3 separate regions of the Homo sapiens genome follow, and regions 2 and 3 are each linked to region 1. A link is a loop called in an ENCODE intact Hi-C map of the cell type or tissue named here. Cell type or tissue: mammary epithelial cell. All regions are shown on one strand.

Region 1 (8,000 bases):
ACCCAACTTTTAAATTCCATTTCTCTCCCCAAGCCAGGTTCTGGGTTTGAAATGCACCTGAGGCATTCAGCACAATGGTTTGATATGACTCCCTCCTCCATGGGGAAGCTGTCAGCTTTCCTTTTAGGAAAGCACCTAAGAAAGTCACTCCTCATTCCAACAAATAAAAGTGCTCCCGTTTTAGGCTTGGGGAACCCAGCAGAAAATCTGAAGCAAAGCTGAGGGACAAAGACCCCTTCAGAATAAGTGGATGCCTATTAGCCCCTCTGAGGCCCTCTAGTCCACCCGCTCTGGAGGGCAGGTCCGTGGTGTGTGCTCCCCGGTATACATCAGCCAGATTCCTCGCAGCAATGGCTTGGTCTAGACAAAACAAGACAGCAATAAAAACCAGCCAGGAGGTAATGACTGCCTCTGAAACGCATGTACACCTTGTTTCAGACAGGAGGCAAAGCCATCTGGATAATACACTGGCTCTAAACTGCAAGGAAAACAATGTCCCATCCCCAGAGGGGCCCGGGGCTCTGATAAAGAAGGCTTTTGTCTCCAAGAGGAGCTTCTCTTGGAGACACACAAAAGTTTCAATTAGATCTGGCAGATGGGTCTTGTCTCAACTCCCAGCATGTTATTCAGAAACGTGTTATTCAGAAACGTGTTATTCAGACACTGGGGTAGGAGAGAAGAGGTGAAGTTAGGAGTTTGTGGTCCCAGAAGTTAGCCTAGCATTCTTCTATGCCAATAGACCCGAGAATCAGCCACATGTCACACTGGAGATAAATCGTGGTTCTCTACGGACGAGTTAACACTAAACACAAACCAAGATAGAGCTGCTCAGCTGGGGGCTACAGGGCAGTTTCAAACCTGCTGCATGCATGCCAGGAGTGTGCTGGGAGTGATGGGATCAGGAGAGGTAACCCAAAACCTCACTCGGCTGCCTGGGGCTCTGTAGCCAACATGTCCTCCTCAAGGACACTTTGAAGATGCTGGATGCCTATGTAGCATTCCAGCCTGGCAAAGCCTCCAAATATTTCACTGTGTCACCCTGTCAACTGCGGGGTGGGCAAGAATGCCTATAAAAGGATATAGTGGTCCCCATCCACCTCCTAGAGCAGAGTTTAGCAAACTTTTGCTGTGAAGGGTCAGACAGCAAATATTTTAGGCTTGGTGGGCTATACGGTCTTGGCTGCACCTCAATTCTGCCACTGCAGTGCGAAAGCAGCCCTAGATAACATGTAAACAAATAGGCAGGACTGTGCCACTGTATTTTATTTAGAAAAATACTCAGGACATAGTTTGCCAACCCCTGTCCCAGAGGTTCATTCTCATCTCCCATGCTCAGGTTGGAGGGAAACGAATACAGAGGAAATAAGAAAGCAAAAAGTCAGAACTGAGATGTTCCTCCAACCCAGGTAGCCGAGGAGACGGGCTCTCACTTATCAGCTTGAACCTCCAGACCCTGAGCCGACGTTCAAACCCTTACAAGCCTTGTGGTCTTTGGGCATGGAAACTCCCATCACCCTGCTGTACCCTGTTGCTAGGGTGCCACCGGGCTGCTTGGGAAGGATGCGTGTGCTCCTTCCACTGCCAATGAGAAAGACGGCCGAAAACACGGACCCTCTAGGGCCACCAAACCTCAGCAGGTCAGAGAAGTTCCCCCCACAACAGTTGCTGATTTGGGAAAACTGCCTCCTGAGACTCTATACTGGAGCCTTGGCTTCAGCTATGAACCCATGGCTTTTTGCTGACAGGTATTGGAACTAGGGTTTGGGCCCCTACAGGACCGGATGGGGCCGAGGGCTTATCCCAGAGACTCGTGAGTGGGCAGAACTGGTATGTGAGATGGAAGTCAGGGTTGGGGTTCTTGGCCCAGCCCCTTGGCCAGGCGATTCTCCATCAGATAGATTTTTGTCTGGGTTATCAAGCATTCAAGCCATGAAGCCCTGTGGACTCTGTAAACTGCCTTGCCAGGCAAGCAGGTATGATTGAGTGTATCTAGGAAGGGACTGGGTTCTTTCCCTTTAAGAACCCTTTCTTTAGATTCCCAGGATGGAAAAGGGACAATTCCAACATCCTAGAAGATTGGCTCCCAAGAAGAGAAAAGGATAAGGGCACAATCTGTCTCATACCTCCCATCACATCCCCACTGAGGTCCAGTTTAACGCAAATACTCTGTATTTTTACTGAACCTGGGATGTTCCCCAAAGCCTTCCATAAGGAATTTAACCATTCTTCACAGGTTCTGCGTTGAACATCACTTTGACCTCTGACATTTCATTCCTCTCTGAAGAAATACCACTATGTCACAATGGAAACTGTTGCTAATAAGTTGTGATTTCCCAAAGCGTTACAGTTTATAAATGCTGTCTTAGGTGACTCGCCTCCCTTCAGCCTCCACGCTTTCCTGGGTTCCCTTGAAAGACTTACTCTATCCTCCTCCACCTGGCTGCCTGCCAGGGGGAAGAGAAGCAGGGAAGGAAAGAAACAGAAAGAGAAGGCCTTAGCCCTCGTCCAGGCTCCCCAGCTGCTTCCCTGCCAGGGCCCTTTTGGCCAGAAGCGCCACTCCAAAGCACTGGGGAATTCACTCCACTAGTGTGTGGGCCCCTTTGGAGCCCCCACAGCTCCCTGGCGGCTCTGTACTCCATGGGAATGACACGTCCTCTCATCCTCCATTAAAGCCACCGGAAGGTGAGCCTAGGAAAGTCTCACTGCCACGGGACAGGGCCGAGAGACCAGGTGGGCCAGGAGAAATCTTATACCTTCCCTCTCTGGCCCAGGGAGTGGAGAAGGGATAGAATTACCAGATGGGGTTTGGAACAGATATATTTGCCTCAATCAGGGCAGCTGCTGTCATTTTGAAATACTGTGGCCACCAAAAGACACCACATACAACATAGATGAGACATATCCACAAAGTAATGATGCTATTTTTTTCTTTGTTTCAACAAATAGACCGGAACGTTCGTCTCCTTAATTCTCACAACCAGTATCTTTATTCCTATCTAACAAATGAGAAAAAAAATCCAAGTTATTGACGGCAAAGGTGCCTGCTTTGGTGTCCTTTGTCGTGGGCATGCTCTCCCAGGTAGACTCTAGAGGCCTGCAGGACACAGGGTCACACCCTACTTTGGCCTCAGCCTGATCATCCAGACTTGTATGTCAGACTCGGCTCCAAAGAGGCTTTTGGTAATTTCCAAATATCAAATTCACCCTTCAAAGGACAAAGATTTGTTAGTAGGGAGGATTTTCAAAAGAATACGCTGAAAGCAACTGCAAAAGAGGGGGTACTGCAAAACCTTTCTGAGTCTAAGCATAGCCGCAGCATTCAGATAAGCATTTAGTCTCCCCAAGGAAAAAACAAGGAAGGGGATGACAGTGACAAGGATGAATAAGTTCTGCTGTGTTTGTATTAAGATAGAGAAGAAAAAACAAGTCTCCCAATTTTACCCTCACCTTGAATAATAAGACAGGCAGAAGCAGAAATGGGTAGTGGAAATGCACTCAGCGTTTTGGATAGGAAAATTCAAATGCCTTTCAGACAATACATGACTGCTATTTCACCCCATTCCCTTTGATGAAAAAGTGAAGCTGACTTCCACCATCAAGAATCAGCGGAACAGACAAATTCTTGGGATAACATTTTGTTTGATCCTAATCTACAACATCTGTAACATCAAGGGGAAAAAAAAAAGCACCCAGACCCTTAATCTATGCCTCCCACATTCCCACCAACTGAACAAGCCCCCTCCTAATATAAGCACATAGGAAAACATGCCTTGGGAATTTGAACAAACTGTGAAGGCAACCTAATGAATAGACAGACATCAAAATAGGAAAAGAAAAAAGCACTCCTTTTTTTATTTTTATTTTTTATTATACTTTAAGTTCTAGGGTACTTGTGCACAACGAAAAAGCACTCCTTTTTTAACCAGGTTTTATTTAGAAGAAAACAAAAAAGAAACTCAAAGTCAAGCAGTTCCTAGTTAACCACGGTTAAATATGTGGCATTTATTTGTCCCTCATTAAAAAGAAAAAGCATCCTAAGAATTCCAAACTCACCAATTTAACACTCTCTGGGACTGGAAAAATACATTCCCAAGATAGTTTTCCTAAAAATTTCCCGTAGAGGGCACTAGAGAGGTATGATTGAGGCTAGCTTGGGAATCACAGTCATTTCTGGTAAAAGTTCTTTGATGTGAGGAATGTCCCAGTCTGGTACAGTTGGCAAAAGTTCACTCTGGGGAATTTTGTGTGTGTGTGTGTGTGTGTGTGTGTGTGTGTGTGTGTGTGTGTGTGTCTTGGGAAGGGGTGGTTGAGGAAGAAGAGTGCTAGTCTGGTATTCCTTAACTCCAAAAAGGAAATACTGCCCTTGATTTATTTTCACAAGTTATCTGAGAAACAAATAGCAGCCTTGGAAAAGTTCTAGGTCTTGTTTTTGTTTTGTTTTTTCATTAAAAGGGGGCCCAGCTGATGAAAACAAGTTATGAAATGACCTATGTTTGTGTAACTGGCTGGATTGCGTAATGCTCAGGCCCTGAAACCGTAATAGTCAAGCAGCCAGGCAGGGCATATATCTGGGAGATGTTTTCCTAGGAAAGTTAGGAGAGAAAAAACAACAGCAAAAAGAAAAATCCAAGAAGGGGAGGTGTGTGCAACGGTTACTGACAAAACAAAATCACCAATGACCAACCTTTGAGATTAAAACTATAACTGGAACAGGAAATATTTTTCATGCCTCAAGTTCCTGCCATATATAAGAACAGAGGCTGTAACAAAGACTAGTCTGCTCCCCCCACCCCCAAAGTCACTGGAGCTCATGGCCATGTATTAAGATCCAGCTTCATGAAGCTAGAGAGGACGGGAAAGCTCTGGGTTGAAGAACTGGCAACAAACTAATCAGGAATATTGGACCCCCAAAAGAGAGAGCTGAAAAAAATAAAATTCACTTCCCCAGAGAAAAACCAGAGAACTGTCTCATATGGATCGGTCCACTGAGATGCCATAAAAGAGAAAGGCCCATCCACTAATTGCCAGGAAAGTCTTCCAGTACAGGAAGCGGAGAGAAATAAAGTGATTACAGGTTTTATCTGGTATGTAGTAAAGTTACCTTGAGCCCAAGATCGGGCAAGGTCATAGCATAGACTTGTGAAGGAACAAAAGCCTCTGAGGTCAGTCCTTAGGACCACAGAACAATTTTGTTCACACTTGGAGCAATGACAGAAAAATCCACCAGTTCCTCCTCGTCCCCCACCCAACCACCACCACACCAAGGAGCGGACAGGCCAAGAAACTTGTCTCAAGTGGCATTACCTTGCCAATCCCTCCGGTTTGAAAGGCGCCTCACACACTGCCGGGCCGAATGGGCAGGCGTCTATGCGAAACCCCGTGCACTGGTTATTGCTAATTGCAAAATACTCATGTGTTACAGCATGCTAGGAATTAGCCAACAGCTGCTTTTTGCTTCGGTAATGAGGCCCTATTACACTCTGCTGGACTGAGTTCTCTTCCTTCTTCCTAGCACTGGTTTCCTGTCTGATTTTCTTCCAAAACCGGGAATTGCCTCCGCTCACATCCTGGGCTCAAAGCCCTAGTGACACAGATTATTCAGTTGGGGCACTGATGTCCGGTCTGACTTCCCTCCAGGCCCCAGGGTCTATGCTAAACCAGGCAGTGAGATTGTAATACTCCAATGATCACTGCTAAAGACACATTAGGGAAAAGAACAGAGAAGAAATCAAAAGATCCCTTCCTGATTTCAGGGAGGAGGAGACAGACAGGCGTTTGGGGTTTGTCGAACGGGAGACGGAGGGAGTGGGTACAGACTTCAACCTATTCCCTCATTATGTTTACATTCAACACAAACCACTAGCGGGGCTGGGAAGCAAACATAATCAACAACTTTTCGGATTTTAAACTCATCACCTTGGTGCTCATTACGAAGGGTGCATTGACTGCACCCTCAATGAACAGACTAGGCTGTCTCTACTGTGGGTGCTTATAGGAGCACCATGGGAGGCAGAGGGAAGACAGAAAAGCCATTTTGGGGACTCACCAGGTATAGGGAATCACTTTGGAACAAGGGACCCCCCCATCAGATCCAAAAGAGAGCCACGTTCCAAAATTCTTTCCAGCTGAGTCCACCCCTCCCTGGAAGCCCACCCTAGCCCCTTCTAGAGGCCAAGGCCACCGCCTTATGGAGCATGAGCATCCCTTGCTGCAGCCAACTATGCTAGACTCCACAGATGCTGACCACGGTGGGCTTCATGTTGTATTGGGCCTGCGTTAACCCAGCTCTCTCTCGAGACAGAGCGGGTGGGGGAGCTGCAGCAGAGGGCAGACACGCCATCAGCACCCCCCCGCCAACAGCACCTTCCTGGTATTTATAAACACAGAGATCACACGCACAATCCCTCCAGTGCAAACCAGTCCGGCTGCTTTAGAAACAAGTTGTTTTCTGCTTCCAGAACCACCCAGGAGCCTGCGTGATGTCTCTTCCCCCACCCGACCCCCTCTTCCCTCTGCCGGTCTCCTTGCTCCAGGTACCCCCAGACCCTCAAGGTGCTCCTTCGTTCCTGGGGGGCAGTGCAGCCTCCTGTCCGTGATCCTTACAGAAGACGGGTCGGCGGGGGGGCAGGCAGGCAGGCAGGGGGCACACAGGCGGCATGAGCCAACCAAGGCTGGCTTCTTCCTTCCTGACCTTCGCACCTGATTCCCAGAGCGGCAGCCCTCGCCCTCGCTCCAGATTACTTGAAGGAGTCCAACCATGTTTCTGGGTCCCCAACCCCTTTCAGAAAGGAGTTATGACTGATGGAGAACGGGGAGGAGAGAGAGAGGGCTTTCCTGAAGGAATAGGGTCCCAGGATGTCGAGAGGTGCCAGTGGGTGCAAAGATTTTCTTGTCTGTCCACCACCCAGAGAGAAGACGCGGGGCAGGGGTGGGGGGGGGGGGGCAGACACTGGGGAGGGGGAGTAGTTCTTGGAAGGAGGTAACAGGCTCCTGGTAGGGGGCCTACAATTCCAGGAGTCTATCTGGGTAAAATATAACGTGAGAGGAAAAGGGCATGTTGTCTCTTCAAGCCCACTCTCCAATCCCCTAGTTTAAAAGGGGGTGGGGGGGAAGGGGAGGACGAAAATCCAGAACTTACAACGGTGGCCCGTAGGTATTTTCTCGCCAAGAAAAAGAAAAGAAAGCAAAAGAGGCAGTGGCGGCGAGAAGAGGGCAGGGGTCCGCCCGCGCCGCCAGGTGCACCGGGGCCCGCACCTACCTGCTGGCCGCCGCCGCCGCTGGAGTAGGACTCGGCGTGCGCAGGAGAGCCGCTGCTGCCCCGGGACGAGGTGTCAAAGTTCCCGGGATAATCCTGGTACATGATCCGCGGTGGGGGCCGGAGAGGAAACAGGGTGTTTTTCTTCCCCCGCCCTCGCCGCGGCCGCGCACCGGCTGCTGCGCGCTCGTTCGTCCGCCGGCCGCGCCGCGGGCTCTGGGCTTCGCTCCTGGGTTTCTCCCCCACCGCGGAGGGCGAGGACAGGGAGGCGGCGACACCTCAGGAACAGCGTCCCCCGAGCGTCCCTTACAGCACTTCTTTCCGGCTCTGCGAGCGCCGCGGGACCAGTTGTCCACCCGATCCCTCCCTCTAAAAAGTCGGCGCGTCTCTCGGTCCCTCCCCTGCGCGCGCCCTCCCGCCCCCGCGCGCAGCCGGAGCTCAGCGGGGACCCACGGCCCAATCAAAAATTGGAAATTAAAAAAAAGATTAGGAGCCCAGCGAGCCTGGCCTGCCAGCCCTGGGGACCCCCGATTTCAGACAGGGCCAAAAAGGCGGAAAGAAAAGCTGTCCGCTGGGAGAAACTTCTGTTTCTTCCTTTTAGAAAAGGAGCCGGAGAATAAACTTCCCGTGGCCGACTCGCCGCCCGAGTTTCGGGGCGGCTCGGATACTTGACTAGGAGAAGGCGGCGTGCGCCCGTCCCGCGGCCCCGAGCGCGCCAGGGGGACAGCGGCTCGTGGGGCTCAAG
Region 2 (8,000 bases), 600 kb after region 1:
ATATGTATATTAATTATATCTCAAAGTTGTTTTTTTAAATCCAATAGCTAATGAATTGTAGAGCCAAGACAAAAAAATTGTACCTATTTAAAAGACAGAAGCAAAAATAATATCAAAACTTTGCTGCATGCAGTTTCAGACTTGATTCATATGAAAGTGGTCATTTGAAATACATTAAGCCAGAAAATATTTGCTCTTTTGAGAGTATTGCTCTGTCGCCCAGGCTGAAGTGCAGTGGTGTGATCTCAGCTTACAACAACCTCCACCTCCCGGGTTCAAGTGCCTCAGCCTCCCAAGTAGCTGGGATTACAGGTGCGCACCACCATGCCCAGCTAATTTTTGTACTTTTTTTATGTGTAGATGGGGTTTTGCCATGTCAGTCAGGCTGGTCTCAAACTCCTGACCTCAAGTGATCTGCCCACCTTGGCTTCCCAAAGTGCTGGGATTACAGGCGTGAGTCACCGCACCTGGCCCCTGCTCTGTCTTTTAATTGCAGAGTAATTAAAAAATGGATTATCTCAGACTTTTTTTTTTTTTTGAGACAGAGTCTTGCTCTGTCACCCAGGATGGAGTGGCACAATCCAACAGGGGCACAATCTTGTCTCACTGTGACTTCCACCCCCTGACTCAATAAATCCTCCCACCTCTGCCTCCCAAGCAGGCGGGACTATAAGTACATGCCACCAAACCCAGCTAATTTTTGTATTTTCTGTAGACACAGGGTCTCACCATGTTGCCCAGGCTTGTCTTGGCCTCAACTGATCCTTCCGCCTCAGCCTCCCAAAGCGCTGGGATTACAGGCATGAGCCACCACACCTGGCTAATAATTGAAATTTAAATGTCAAAAATCAAGGTGGCTGGTAGTAGAAGGCAAAGTCATGGACATTTGCGACATAATGGTTTGTCATGTTCCCTACAGATTTCTTTAGAAAAAAAGTCAGCACTTACACAATAATGATAAGAAAACTGAACTCTCACTGTCCATCATGATGCTCATAAACTGACCTGGTTAGGGAAGGCTGCAAGGTTGAGGTTCAGGAAAGGATGTGATCTCATCCTTATGATAGAAATATGCACTGATAAGAGAAGTTAGAAAAATTCAGATTTTGGCCAGGTACAGTGGCACGTGCTTGTAATGCCAACACTCTGGGAGGCCAAGGCAGGAGGATCACTTGAGGCCAGGAGTTTGAGACCAGCCTGGGCAACAAAGAGAGACTCTGTCTCTATAAAAATATTTTTTAAAGAGAAAAGAAAGAAAAAGAAAAATTCAGATTTGAGCTGTGGAACTAGGCTCTTGTGTAAGCGGCACTGTGCCTAATGGCATGTTCACAAACAGACCGCTCAGTCCTGTCTGCATAGGGGAGAACCTTTCCACTTTCCCACTTTGGGAAAGATAGGCCATGCCACGCGGGTTCTCATCTTCTTGTTAAATTCCTCACTCCAGGGGTTGAGTGTCCCTAGGACTCACTGGTGGCCATGGAGACTGTAAATGGAGGTAAACAGGAGAGGAACTGGCTGACAGAGCTAGGGATTTCTGGCTCAGTGAGGAAAGCAGGGAGGTATTAGCGTGCATTGAACTTAGAGTTGCTGCGCAGGGCTTCTTAACTCACTAGAAGTCCCTGACTGGGCCACTGGTAGTTCTTTGGGACAAGAGGTCCTGCTTCATTTTTTCTCAAACTTTGTTTTTCATCATCATCCCATGCCAAGGAAACTTTTTTGAGACTTTTTTTCCTAATCACCCTCCCTCTTCCCCCGTGAAATTTTTATACCACGTACACACATACACACACACACACACACACACACAAACATATGTTCCTTGACCTACAATGGGATTACATTCAGATAAACCAACCGTAAACTGAAAATATAATTAATAGAAAATGCATTTAATACAGCTAACCTACTGCTATACTTGAGATGCTGTCCCTGCTAAATCTCATGTTGAATTGTAATCCCCAGTGTTGGAGCTGGGGTCTTGTGGGAGGTGACTGGATCATGGGGGTGGATTTCTCATGAATGGTGTAGCACCATCCCCTTGCCACTCTCCTCAAAATAGTGAGTGAGTTCTCTCAAGATCTGGTTGTTTAAAAGTATGGTGGTGGGGCACAGTGGCTCACACCTATAATCCCAACACTTTGGGAGGCAAAGGCAGGTGGATTGCCTGAGTTCAGGAGTTCAAGACCAGCATGGGCAACATAGCAAGACTCTCTCTCTAAAAAAAAAAAAAAAAAAAAAAAAAAAATATATATATATATATATATATATATATATTTTTTTTTTTTTTCCCCAGCTACTCGGGAAACTGAGACAGGAGGCTGGCTTGTGCTCCAGAGGTTGGGGCTGCAGTAAGCCATGGGTGACAGAGTGAGACCCTGTGTCAAAAACAAAAGTGCGTGGCATCTTCCCCGTCACTCTCTTTTGCTCCTGCTCTCCCCATGTGCCATGCCTGCTCCTGCTTCGTCCTCCACCATGAGTGAAAGCTCCCTGAGGCCTCCCCAGAAACCACGCAGGTGCCAGCACCATGCTTGTACACCTGCAAAACCATGAGCCAGTTAAATCTCTTTTCTTTATAAATTAGCCAGCCTCAGGTATTTCTTTATAGCAATGCAAGAACTGCCTAACACACCTACCAAACATTATATTACAGTTTGTACTGAATATGTATCACTTTCACACTGTCATAAACTTGAAAAATTATAAGTCGAACCATCATAAGTTGGGACCGCTTGTGTGTGTGTGTGTGTGTGTGTGTGTGTGTGTGTGTGTGTGTATACTGTGGCCCTTTGGAGAGCATTTGTGTAATATCTAAGATTTTTTTCACGCACTGCCACCAAGAATGGATTTTGACCCCTTTCGGGGAGATATAGCCCCAGTTGGGAATGCATGCCCTGGATGAAATGAAGGCTGTAGGCAGGGCCCTTCTGTTCACTCTGAGTGGCGAGGTTGATGACATGGAGTAAGTAGGTCAGGTGGCCCTATATCCATCATTAATCAGGATAGGCCCTGACCTCAGGTTCCAGCACTGCCCTGCTAGAGACGTCCTCCAAAATCACACTGTTCCTGCACCATCTGTTCAGCCTGCCTGCCCCGTCCTCCAGCCTCTGCTACATCTCCTCTCCATGGGTGGCAGCCCTCTGCCCAGTGGCCGGCTAGCTGTGGTAGACAGTGGAATGCTCCATCAAGTTGGCATTACTGAGGAAGTGCAGGCTGTCCCTGCCAGCAGTAACCCTGTTCCCATCCTGTCCTGCAGCCTTACCCGCCCCAGCTCTAGGCCTCTGTCCAGACGCCTCTCTCAGTGTTCTCCCTCTGCACGTCCTCCCCAAATGAAAGCATGGGGAATGGATTTCAGAGACCCCAGCACACAATGTTGACCATGGCTGGAACTCTCTGGAGCCTGGCATCCCTCATAAACAAGGGCCACAGGACACTGGCCTTCACCTCTTCCTGGCTCCAAGTGCATTCCTGGATGCCTTTATCCTTCTACTGTGAGCTGGAAACATAAAGCCAGTCACAGCATAAACCCCTTGTCTCACAATCCTATGGATTGTGCCCTAGGATGGTGACCTACTTTGTTTCTTAGAAGCCTTGTCTGGCCCCCTCTGACCTAGGTCATGGGCTTTCTCTGCCAAAAACTTGAGCAACTTAAGGGGCCACTGAGATAATACCATCTTTGTCTGCCTCACCTTTGTTGAACACCTGCTCTGTGCCAAGCACTGTGCTAAGCCTTTTCACATACATTACTTAATTCAGTCTTCACAATGGCCCTATGAGGTAAGTTCCCATTGTACAGATAAATAAACCCACAGAAAAGCTGAGTGACTTGCCAGAGGTCACACAGCTAGTAAGTGGTGAAATTAGGACTTAAACCCAGGTCTGTCTGAAATCCAAACCATTTACTGCATTGTCCCAGTTGAAAAAAACATTTTCCAGTTGTATGAATAGAAATAAAAATGACACAAGACCTTTATTGCCAGTGAAAAGACAGTGAATTTACCATTCTTAAAAGATGACAGAGCTGGCCAGGAGTGGTGGCTTGCACCTGTAGTCCCAGCTACTCAGGAGGCTGAAGTGGGAGGATTGCTTGGGCCCAGGAGGTTGAGGCTGCAGTGAGCCGTGATCGCGCCACTGTAACCCAACCTGGGTGACAGAGCAAGAGCCGATCTCAAAAAAAAAAAAAAAAAAAAAGACACCTAACAACAAGGGGCAGAGGCAGGACTTAAAACCAGGTACATATGACACCCATATCTCCTGCCTGTCAGTGATTAACCCTTGGAGGACAAAGAATGACTTTTACGTTCCCAGGCCCAGTCAGCTAGATACTCACGCCTCAGCCTCCTGCAGGCAAGAACAAGGCAGAAGCCCCATTTTTAGAACTTGGAAGAGAGCGCAGAGCAAGCCTGGCCCCTGGGCCAGCCTAAGTATGAGCCATCTCAGCAGCTGGCGCAGCCCTCCTTGAAACACTCTCCCTTGAAGAAATTCTGACCTAAACCCAGTGTAGCCAGCAAGGCTGACCCTGTTGGTGGAATCTGGTGGCCCCAGTATGGTGGTGGGAGGTAACAGAGACCCTGGTGGTTTACATTTGCCCTCTCTCCCTTTCCTGAACCCCTGGCAATATTCTTTTTTAAGAAATAATGCATTGACTTATGATTTAGTCATGTTTCATCCCATTTGCTTTTCCCTGGCTTCTAAAACCACAAGCATGGCTGAGGAATTCATGTCCACAGTGTAGGCTCTGAATAGCTTTGTGTAGGGAGAGGTTTTGAAAAGAGAAGAAAGTGGCATCTACTTGTGAGATGGAATGCATGAAGACATCGGGGAGGAATGCACGCGCTGTAACTGTTAGGGTCCCTCGGCAGTTTGGGTAGTGACTCATTCAGCGTGGGTACGGATTCCTAACAAGTGAAGCTTGGTAGTGACGTCATTCTTGCAAGATTGTCTGGAATCTGTTAGAGCTGCCTGACAAGATCTTACCTTGGAGACTTTCATCACTTGGGGGTTTTTCCCAGCTACACTTCATACCCATCATTTCCTCCAACTTGTCCCCTTTTCTATCAACTGGAATTTGGCAAACCAGAACTTTCATGCATCTGTTCCATTGTCATCCTCCTACAGGGCGTTCCTGGGACAGTGTGTGCTCCTCACCTCATCGCTCAGCACCCATCCTCCTGACAGTTCTTGGTTCGGTCAGTGCCTACCTCAGCTATGGTCCAGGCCTTGCACTAGGTCTCAGGACAGGGAGGTGATGAAGACAGGCGTGCTACCCTCAAGGGGAGGGCAGGGGGCAGCCAGAGGGCCTGAGACTGGTGGTTTCCGGGACAGCACAGTGCTTTGAACATAGTGCTAGGCAATAAATATGTGATGGCCAAGTTAATACCCAAGCTGAGTCTCCAAAAATGAGTATAGGAGTTAGTCTAGGGAAAAGTCCAAGCCGAGGTGTCTCCATGTACTGAGACCCGTAAGTGAATAGGAAGAAGTAAGTTCCTTAAGTGAATAGGAGGAAGTAAGAGATGAAACTGGAAAAGTGGTTTAGGGAACCTCGTGTGCCATGTTAAGAAGTTGATGCCACGGGGGCCACGTGGACAGATTTGCAGTAGTGTAGAGGATGGGCTGGAAGGGTCCAGACCGGAGGCAGGGAGACTGGCTTGGAAGTTAATGTGACCCTGTGAGGTGATGTGAACATTACTGGGGCAGTGGGGGTAGGAGTGGAGACAAGAGGACAGATTTGAGAAACATTTAGGATTTAAACTCGACAACTGGTGATTGATGAAGTATATGGGAAGGAGATGCCCAGGAGACCCCCAGGTTTTCAGTGTGGAGGTGCCACAAGCTGAAAAGATAAGAAGAGGTCCATGTTAAGGCAGAGTTTTGAGTTCATTTCGGCCGTGTTGAGTTAGAGTTGCCTGCAAGAGACATGAGCCAGGTTAAGCAGGCTCACGGGTGGTTAGATACACAAATCCAAAGACAGAGGAGAGTCTGGGCTAAAGATACTGATTTAGGACCCATTATATTCATAGCAGCTGAAACTGTATGGCTACATACCCCCCAACTTCCTTTCCTGCTCCATGTCTGTTTATCTAGGACTTGGGCGCCTACATGACCATTTTTCTCTCTGTCCCAATGCTGTCATGATGTGGGATGACTTCAGTGCCATGAGGATGAACCATTACCAAGTCTCATAGCTCCTAGATGCCCTCTATTCTGGTGACTCTTCACCTCCACTCCACTGCAGCCTCCCACTCCCATGACAACCTCCAGGACATTGCTAGTACCTCCTTGGAACCACTTCAGTTCTCCGGTAAAACCTCACATCCTCCTCTCTGAGCAGCCCCTGGCTTTCAACTCTTCTACGCCGTTCCCAGTTGTCTTAGTTCCCTGTACTTTCTCCTTGCCTGTTGACCCCCTCCTGACCTCTCTTCTTTCCTGATCCAGGTCAGACTCTCCGACTGTTCATCTGAAATATTCTTTCCTGAAACCTTTGATTCCTTTGTACCCCTGCTCCTCTCCCACACCTGCCCAGGACAACGCTAGTTCATGTTCTCTGCTCCTGCCACAAGCACACAGAGGAAAATGGACCCCCCATGCAGTGGAGCCTCACTGGAGCTTCATGGCCTTCCCTCTTCCATCCCTGTATTTCTTCATCACTATGGAAAACATAAGCCTTCCCATGGGGAAATGGGAAAATGTGGGCAGTCTCTTTCCCCCAAAATAGCTTCTCCATCTGCTCTGCTGCTGAATTCCTGCACAGATGACCTTGGTACAAATCTCAACTGCCATTTACCACCTTTTCTTTACACTGGGCAAGAGATTTAACCTCCTTGAATCCCAGTTTCCTCAGCGTAAAATAAAGATGGCCCAGGGTTGCTGCTGGCGTCTGTGACACCCTGTGCAAATTATTATAGAAGAAGCTGCCCCTCTTGCTAGGCACACAGCTTGGTGAGCTGGCCGTGGCCCACAGCCCACTCTCAGCCCTCAGCTGGGCACCCTTGCGCAATGCCACTTTGCCTAATCGCACACCGCAGCCCCAAATAAGCCTACCTCCCCTGGGTTCTGATGAAAACAAAGGCCATAACCTGGAAAGCACTCAGCAGAGAGCCTGACTCTGAGCAGAGCCTCAAAACAAAAGCTATCGCAGACCAGCAGACTCAGATTAACATGGAAGTGTGCTCTGCTGGGGATGTCACACATTTATGCCAGCTCCACAGCGTTTATTAGAGAGCAGAGCCTTAAGAAGCAGGGACATGAGTCAGGTACCTTCAGTGAAGGAACTAACCCATGGCCATAGTCAAGGGCCCAGGCAGGCAAGGGACAATGGGAGGGAGAGAGGAGTGAGGCAGCTATGGACAGACAGGATTGTCTGAAACGGAGGGGAAGGGAAATAAGAAACCAGCCTCCCTATGGCAACATTGCCTCGAGCCCTAGCAGCAGAGGCTGCCCACCCAGACCCATACCCAGCTCCAGGCGCTGCCTCAGGGGCTCCTGCCTCTCAGATTCTCCCCTTGGGGTCATCTCGCCAGCTGCTCATGAGTGTCATCTCTCACCAGCCCTGCTAAATCCTCAACCCTCCCCACCGGCACCCCTCCCACCCCCATTAGAAGGCTCAGGTATTCCATGGGGCCAGTTTTCCTGTCCTTGCGCTTCCCTGATTCCCCAGCTTCCTCAATGGGCACCACTAGAACTCAGAACCCAGAAGTGTCAAGGACCTCAGGAAGGCAGGGGTTTCAGATGCCACACCCACTCTATAAGAGCAGCTCTTCCTTAAGAGGAAATCACTGTGAGAAGGCAAAGGGTAGTAGCCACATGGGTATTATATTGAAGGAAGATGAATTATGCCATCACCCCTTTTGGCACAAAAATAATTTTCAGTAAAAGGTTAAAACCATCATGTTGTATCAATGAGAACTATTTCATTATTCCAAGAATGATTGACTGGAAAGTACTTGACTTACAGGAAAATCACAGTGATACAATACAGCTCCTACTTTTAAAGCACTTTCCGT
Region 3 (8,000 bases), 690 kb after region 1:
GTTAATTATGTCCAGGATGGTAGAGGGAGTGGGATAAGGATGACACAAGGACTCCTGGTGGTAAAAAGGTGACTCTAAGGTCCTATCTAGCCTTTTGATACAACATGGCTGGCTCATTTCCCCAAAAGGCCTGGTACATAGTAGGTGCTCAAAAAGTATGCATTATATGTATAAGTCCGTGAGGACGATTACACTCTCTGACCCTGGGGTCAATGAAGCTTCTGTCAACCCCAGTTGAATGTCCCATGAGGGGCCAGGCTAAGAATCCATTCAAGAGCTGTCCTAGGCCAGATACAGTGGCTCACACCTGTAATCCCAGCACTTTGGGAGGCCAAGGCAAGCAGATCACCTGAGGTCAGGAGTTTAAGACCAGTCTGGCCAACATGGTGAAACCCTGTCTCTACTAAAAATACAAAAATTAGCCAGGCATGGTGGCGGGCGCCTGTAATCCCAGCTACTCGGGAGGCTGAGGCATGAGAATCCCTTGAACCAGGAGGTGGAGATTGCAGTGAGCCAAAATCACTCCACTGCACTCAATCCTGGGCAACAGAGCGAGACTCTTTCTCAAAAAAAAAAAAAGGAGCTGTCCTAGCTTCAGGCTTTTTCTCCCTAACTGGGCGACATGCCCATTCTTAGCATTCTTAGTACTAAGATTGGTGAGATCCTGGGGATGGATAGGGCAGTGTGTTCTGAAGCCCTTTCAAGGAGCAGGGGCAGCAGCCTGGGTTCTGATGCCCATTCCAACTCCCTCTGCCCCTTTGCTCAAGGCAGTTCCCCAAGCAGCAGTCTGGCCAGCTGTGGGAGGTGCTGTTCACCACTTCCAAGATTAGCTCAGACCTTAAAAATCACAGCCCAGCTCCTGCCCTTCTCGTGCCAAGGAAAACAGTAGATGTCAGAAGCCTCCTTAGGTATCTGGAAGGGAACAGCTCCTTCTGCTCCCTCCCTTCCTTGTATGAGGTCATTGAATCAGGATGACAAAGCAAACAGTGACATGTGTTGGGACTTGTTCCCAGACTGATTCCAGGATTTCTCCAGCCCCTCCCACCTCCCCACCCTCAGAATGGCAGACCCAGGTGTGGACAACAAACTGAATAGAACTTGGTCCTTGGGATCCTGGGAAATAGGGGCTAGTTGTGAGGCACTTCCTGGGGTGGTGAAGAGGAAGCCCTGGATAGACCTTGGTAAAAGAGGAAATTGGGATATCAGCCCCACGGGCTATTTGCACGGTGTGTTCCGGGCTTCAGCATGTTTCTACATATTTTAATGTGAGTTTAGGAGGGTAGGAGTTCTTTTTCAACTTCACAGATGAGGAAACAGCCTCATTTAAGGTCAGCAGTTTAATCAGGGTTACATGACTTAAGTGTGACAGAGCCAGACTTGAAGTGAGGTTTGTGACTAATGAGTTTTGTTACATTTTCCCACCTCACCACAGTTCCTTGAACTTGTCATTGGTATATCTGTTTCAGGCTTTCTGCCTTGTGGCATACCACCATACTATTATTTACATAATATTTTTCTTAAATAAACACAATTTAAAAGTTAACCTCATTCTGCCCATTATTCTAAGTTAAGTAACTCAGGAATGGAAAACGAAACATTGTATGTTCTCACTTATAAGTAGGAGCTAAGCCATGAGGACGCAAAGGCATGATTTATATAGTGGACTTTGGGGACTCGGCTGGGGAAGGTTGGGAGGATGGTGAAGGATAAAAGACTAAGTATTGGGTACAGTGTACACTGCTCAGGTGATGGGTACACTAAAATCTCTTTAGAAATCACCACTAAAGAACTTACCCATGTGACGGGTGTGGTGGCTCACACCTGTAATCCCAGCACTTTGGGAGGCTAAGGTGGGTGGTTCTCAAGCCCAGGAGTTCAAGGCCAGCTTGGGCAATATATTGAGACCCCATCTCTCTTAAAAAAAAAAATTTACCCATGTAACCAAATACTTACCTGTACCCTAAAATCTGTTGACATAAAAAAGTTAACTTCATTCTAAGCTGCAATACATATGTGTGTATATATGTGTACATATATATTAAAATGTACATATATATTTTAATATGTATATGTAATGTGACATATTACATTTATACTGTTTATATGTATTTATATGTGTAGCTACTAAAATTAAACATTTTCATCCTCATCCCCTAAAGTCGACTCTCGTGACACCAGGGACACTCGTGTATACTTTGGAAAACTGTCTCACAACCTCTCTGTATTACGAAGGATGCAGCCAAGTGGCTGCCCTTGTTGAAATGCTCAGCCAGTAGGATCACTCATAGCCACCACTGTCTTTGTTAGGGCCGTGCCTCAAAATCACAAAATTATTGAATCATGGAGGATAAGAGATAGATCATGGACTCTAACTCTGGAGAAGGTGTTATACAACACACCCAGCCATAGCCCTAAAGATTAAGGGGCACCATTCAGGGATATAAAGATGAATCAGATATAGTCCTTGCTCTTAAAAACTCACTAAGCTTACAGACATAAACAATTGAAAACTAGAAGGACTAAGCAAAGGAACAGAAATGAAAGAAACTCACATCTAGATGTAGTTCCACCACAAACTCGGTGTGCCTTTGAGCAAGTCACTTCATGTGTCTAGCCTCAGGTTTTTTTTGTTTTTGTTTTTGTTTTTTGAGATGGAGTTTCGCTGCAATGCCCAGGCTGGAGTGCAATGATGCAATCTGGGCTCACTGCAACCTCCACTTCCTGGGTTCAAGTGATTCTCCTGCTTCAGCCTGAGTAGCTGGGACTACAGGCAGGGGTCACCATGCCTGGCTAATTTTTGTATTTTTTGTAGAGACGGGGTTTCACCATATTGGCCAGGCTGGTCTCGAACTCCTGACCTCAGGCGATCCACCTGCCCCAGCCTCCCAAAATGCTGGGATTACAGGTGTTAGCCACCCTGCCCAGTGCCTCAGTTTCTTTAAACAGAGGTAATTAACATCTGTTTTTACCTTTTAAGTCTAATAGGGGATTCGGATTTTTTTTTTTAACAAGTGTGAAAAAAATCCTCTGTAAACTGTAAAGCTGAAATATAGTGTGTAAGGAATAAATATGCAATGCCCAAAGTCCTCCATAGAATATTGGCATTATAAATGGAGAGCGACTTTCTCTAAGTGAAATTAAGCACTGGAAAAGGCAGTTTTGGAGGAGAGTTGGGAGCACCATTTGGGCCTGACCGGTGTCTCTGGCTAACTTTCTGCTGCCAGGTCTTGGGTCCAGGAATGTCTGTGAGCGAAACTAGCTTGCTGCTCCTAACTTTTTCACAATCCTCCTTTTTTTCTGATTCTTACTCTTTCTTCTGCTTTGAAACCTTTATCTTCTTTCAGCCCCTTGTGCAAGCTGACCGCATTGTAATGGGTCTATACTGCCCCCTTGTGGTCACTCCCTGCCGTGGTTGCATTAACTTCTGACGGGGTGTGCGTGATAAAGGCAGACCTGAGGAAACCCAACCAACCCCAGCTAAATGCAGCTGGTCCTGGAAAATCCAAATTAAAGCCAGCTGCTGGAGTGCAGCGCTCCTTGATGGGAAGGAGTAGTTCATGCCTGGTTTTGCCCCAAGTAGGACATAAATCCAGCCCTCTGGATTAAACTTGCTAAAATGGTCAGTTCCTAGACTATCCAGCTTGTCTGGAGCAAGGTCCTGGAACTAAAAGTGGCTAGAAGGTATCCCTTCTCTGACAGAAAAACCCAAGGATAGGAAGGGCTGGGGCTAGGACCTGCCCTTCAGCCCTCCACCCATTGAAACCAACAGTTAACTAACTGAGCACCAATTTGTGAACTGCTAGGTGCCATGGATGGGGTACAAGATAATGTAGTTCCTGTCCTCAAGAACTTGTAAGTGACAAACGTAAGTAACCCAAACACACATATCAGTAATGAATATCAAGCCGTTGGAGTAAGGGCTGTAATAGAAGTAGAAATAAAGTGCTGTAGCGCTAGTGGGGAAGGAGGGATTAGTGATAGTCTCTGCAATCAGGGAGGCCTCCTGAAGGTAGTTTGGGGCAAGCTGATTGTGTTAAAAATGAGTCGGGCCTGGGGGAGGGAGGGAGGAATGGGTGGAGCACAGAGAGATTTTTAGGGCAATGAAACCATGTTTGTCTGTATACTATAATGGATACATGACGTTACACATCTCTCCAAACCCAGAGAATGTACAATATCAAGAGTGAGCCCTAATGTAAACTGTGGACTTCAGGTGATATCGATGTGTCAATATAAGTTCATCAGTTGTAACAAATTTACCACTCTGGTGGGGAATGTTGATAATGGGGGAGGCTGTGTATGAGAGGAGTGGGGACAATGGCAAATCTCTGTATTTTCTGCTCAATTTTTCTGTGAACCTAAAACTGCTCTAAAAAATAAAGTCTTAAAAAGAAAAAAAGTAGTACCTTACTTACCAAACATGAGCAAGGAAGACCACAATGACACTCATAATAACTACATGGGGTGGGGGGAGGTGATTATGTGTTGGACATGGCTAAAAGTTTATATTTGTTACTTAATCTCTGCAACAATACTGTTGGGTAGGTATTATTTTCTCTATTTAATAGACAAGGAAACTGAGGCCTATGCAGAAAGGCTTGATAGAAAATATAGGGAGAGGAAAAAGCAAAGGTGTGTTTGGGGCAAATAACCTGTTATTTCTAGAGTAGCAGGTATGCCTCATCGGGTGGAAGAAAGGGAGGGACAAGGGCAGGTGTGGGGTCATGATGATAGAAAAGCACAGGAACCCTATGATAAGGCTTTTAAAGCCTCAAAGGAATTTGGACCCTCACACTTTGGACACTGGAAAACCTTTTGAGATTTCAGAGCAAGGGACTCTGCTCAGGGATGTGTTTGACATATGTGGAGGAGAGTTGATAAGGCAGAGATGAGAGGGAGACCTGTGGAGTCATGAGGTGAAGGGAGCTTAGATTAGGGCAGTGGGCAATGCAAAGGCATAGATCCTAAAACTTCCACATGGAGAAATTAAAATGGGCTAGGGGAATAAAGAAGGCAGAGGTACCCTTGATGGAAAACACTGCAATCACATGCTGAGCCCTCCAACCTGCCTCATCAATGCCAGGTCCTATGGTGGGGGTGGGGGCAGATTTCCAGAATCCTACTGAATAGAAGTCTTGGTTCCACCCTGGACTATGATGTGCCAAACCTCTAAAACCAAAGGAGGGCAAAGTCTTCTCAGAGAGCAGCGGTGAAATCCTGAAAATTGTTCTCAACGCCCACATTAAGTGAGGAATCTCAGAATCAGAGTGGCCTGTCACAAGAAGACTACCAGTTTGATGCTGGACCCACTCCTCAAAGGTCAAGGAGTTTTATCATTTCCCAGCAGTCAAGAATCTGGTTGGACTAAACCCTGTATGGGAACGCGGCTCCCGCTCCCCTGCAGAGGCTTTGATTCTGGCTTTTGATTGCCACAGGGCTGGCAGGCTTCCCTCTGGCTCCCACTCTCTCAGGAAGGCATCCACAGCTGCTGGCCACTTGTCACACCCTGTCTGGGAGGTGGCAGCACTTCAGTGGTAAAGCAACAGATCCTCAGGCTGTGGCTAACGGCTTCAATGTTTGTTGGGAATTGTGTCATATTTCCCGAAAGGGCTAACTCCATCTAGTACTGGTAGAATAGTGTTCTTTCCTGTACAATACAATGAAACCTCAATGCCCAACTGAAATAAACAGAATTTTAACAGTGGTCATGTTATGGTGATGCTGAGATGCTTAGACATTTAATTTTTTTATTTTTATTTGTTTTTCAGACAGGGGCTTGTTCTGTCTTCTAGGCTAGGTGCAGTGACGTGATCATGGCTCACTGCAGCCTCAGCTTCCCAGGCTCAAGCGATCCTCCCACCTCAGTCTCCCAAGTAGCTGGGACTACAGGTGCTGCCACTACACCCAGTTAATTTTTAAATTTTTTGTAGAGATGGGGTCTCACTATGTTGCACAGGCTGGTCTTGAACTCCTGGCCTCAAGCGATCATCCTGCCTTGGCCTCTCAAAGTGCTGGGATTATAGGCATGAGCCACAACACTCAGCTGGCATTTAATTTTTTTACCCATGCTTCATTTCTTCCCTTTTCTCTAAATATCTTTAAAATTACTATACCGCTTTAAATATTTTCCTCTTCTCAAAATATCCTTAATTTTAGAAATAAAAGAGTTTTAGTAGTAAAAAGTTAGGCTAGGTGAGGTGGCTCATGCTTGTAATCCTAGCACTTTTGGAGGCCAAGGCAGGGGAAGATCCCTAAGGCTAGGAGTTCAAGACCAGCCTGGGCAACATAGTGAGACCCCCATCTATACAAAAAAATTAAAACTTAGCCGGGCATGGTGATCCATATCTGTAGTCCTGGCTACTTGGGGACCTGAGGTGGAAGGATCCCTTGAGCCTATGAATTCGAGGCTGCAGTGAGCTATGATGGTGCCACTACACTCTAGCCTGGGCAACAGAGCAAGACTTTGTATCAAAAAAAAAGCAGGCAATATCCAACCATATGACATTCTGGAAAATATACAACTATGGAGACAGTAAAAAGATCAGTGGCTCCTGGGGCTGAAGGGGGAGAGAAGGATGAATAGGCAGAACACACACGACTTCTGGGGCAGTGAAACTACTCTGTATGATATACTATAATGGTGAATATATGTCATTATACATTTGTCAAAACCCACAGAATGTACACTAAGAGTAAATCCTAATGTAAACTGTAGTTGGTTTGATAACGTGTCAATTCAGATTTAATTGTAAAAAATGTACCACTCTGGTACAGGACTTTGCTAGTACAAGAGATTGTGTGTGGGGGGTGGGGGACAGGTAAATGGGAACTCTTTGTTTTACACTTTTTGTTCACTTTTGCTGTAAATCTAAAACTGCCCTTAAAAAGTCTATTTTTAAAATTAAAGCAATATACTGGGGGTTAAAAGTTAGACTCAGAAATTGGACTGCTTATGTTCCAGTCCAATTCATTGGCTAAGTGGCCTTAAACCAGGGTTTTAGCCTTCAAGTCTTCAGTTTCCTCAGCTGTATAACTGAAGGAAGTAATAGTACCTACACCTCACTGAACTATTTTGAAGATTAAATGAGAATCCATACAAAGCAGTTAGCATAGTGCCTGGCACATTGAGGGCACTAAATAAATCTTAGCTACTATTATTATTATTATTATTATTATTTTTTAGACGGAGTCTCACTCTGTCGCCCAGGCTGGAGTGCAGTGACGCAATCTTGGCTCACTGCAACCTCTGCCCCTCCACCCCAGTTCAAGTGATTCTCTGCCTCAGCCTCCTGAGTAGCTGGGACTACAGGCGCCTGCCACCACACCCGACTAATTTTTGTCTCTACTAAAAGTAGAGACGGGGTTTCGCCATGTTGACCAGGCTGGTCTCGGGACTCCTGACCTCAGGTGATCCACCTGCCTTGGCCTGCCAAAGTGCTGGGATTACAGGCATGAGCCACTGTGTGCCCGGCCTATTTTTTCTTTTCTTTTTTTTTCTTTTTCTTTTTTTTTTTTTTTTTTTTTTTTTGAGACGAAGTCTTGGCTCTTGTACCCCAGGCTGGAGTGCAATGGCGCAATATTGGCTCACTGCAACCTCTGCCTCCCGGGTTCAAGTGATTCTCCTGCCTCAGCCTCCCGAGTAGCTGGGATTACAGGTGCCTACTACCACACCCGGCTAATTTTTGTATTTTCAGTAGAGATGAGGTTTCACCATGTTGGCCAGGCTGATCTGCCTGCCTCAGCCTCCCAAAGTGCTGGGATTACAGGCATGAGCCACCACGCCCGGCCTATTTTTTCTTTTTCTTAGTAGAGATGGGGTCCCACTGTATTATCCAGGCTGGTCTCAAACTCCTGGCTCAAGCGATCCTCCAACCTCAGCCTCCCAAAGTGTTGAGATTACAGGCTTGAGCCACCGCATCTGGCCTTAGCTATTATTATTATTGGAAATTTTTAATACATAATAGTTAATAAAGTTTTGGCTTTCTAGACATGTTTTTAGG

The links. Peaks named below come from ENCODE experiments on the same cell type or tissue, not always from the same donor. Only the 100,000 strongest peaks of a DNase experiment are listed, where the experiment ranks them.
Region 2: it touches region 1 in a loop (6-fold over the local background); 23 of 110 quality-filtered maps call a loop at or near these places.
Region 3: it touches region 1 in a loop (9-fold over the local background); 75 of 110 quality-filtered maps call a loop at or near these places.

What each region holds. Positions count from the first base shown.
Region 1 is chr2:28,393,081-28,401,080 of GRCh38, reverse strand. FOSL2 (FOS like 2, AP-1 transcription factor subunit) reads right to left here. Exons shown (of 4, transcript NM_005253.4): 1 at 7,259-8,000. The coding sequence starts at 7,360. It overlaps FOSL2-AS1 (FOSL2 antisense RNA 1), which reads left to right and starts at 6,409. Exons shown (of 2, transcript NR_103831.1): 1 at 6,409-6,533. RefSeq lists enhancers at 6,105-6,605, 6,606-7,106, 7,262-8,000 and silencers at 7,224-7,400, 7,887-8,000. In mammary epithelial cell, a CTCF peak has its summit at 4,129 (motif pointing right); DNase peaks (open chromatin) are centred at 4,200, 4,500, 5,430 and 7,660; H3K4me3 peaks cover 5,602 bases; H3K27ac peaks cover 4,283 bases.
Region 2 is chr2:27,796,238-27,804,237 of GRCh38, reverse strand. All of the region lies in intron 7 of RBKS (ribokinase), which reads left to right. Among named protein-coding and RNA genes, the nearest start is that of MRPL33, 29 kb to the right of the region's middle. RefSeq lists enhancers at 4,391-5,590, 4,771-5,736. In mammary epithelial cell, a CTCF peak has its summit at 4,356; DNase peaks (open chromatin) are centred at 4,397 and 4,797; H3K27ac peaks cover 2,585 bases.
Region 3 is chr2:27,699,329-27,707,328 of GRCh38, reverse strand. It overlaps LINC01460 (long intergenic non-protein coding RNA 1460), which reads left to right. Exons shown (of 2, transcript NR_135200.1): 2 at 1-1,543. Among named protein-coding and RNA genes, the nearest start is that of LINC01460, 12 kb to the left of the region's middle. RefSeq lists a silencer at 3,364-3,433. In mammary epithelial cell, CTCF peaks have their summits at 806 and 3,390 (motif pointing left); DNase peaks (open chromatin) are centred at 928, 1,318 and 3,408; H3K27ac peaks cover 2,395 bases.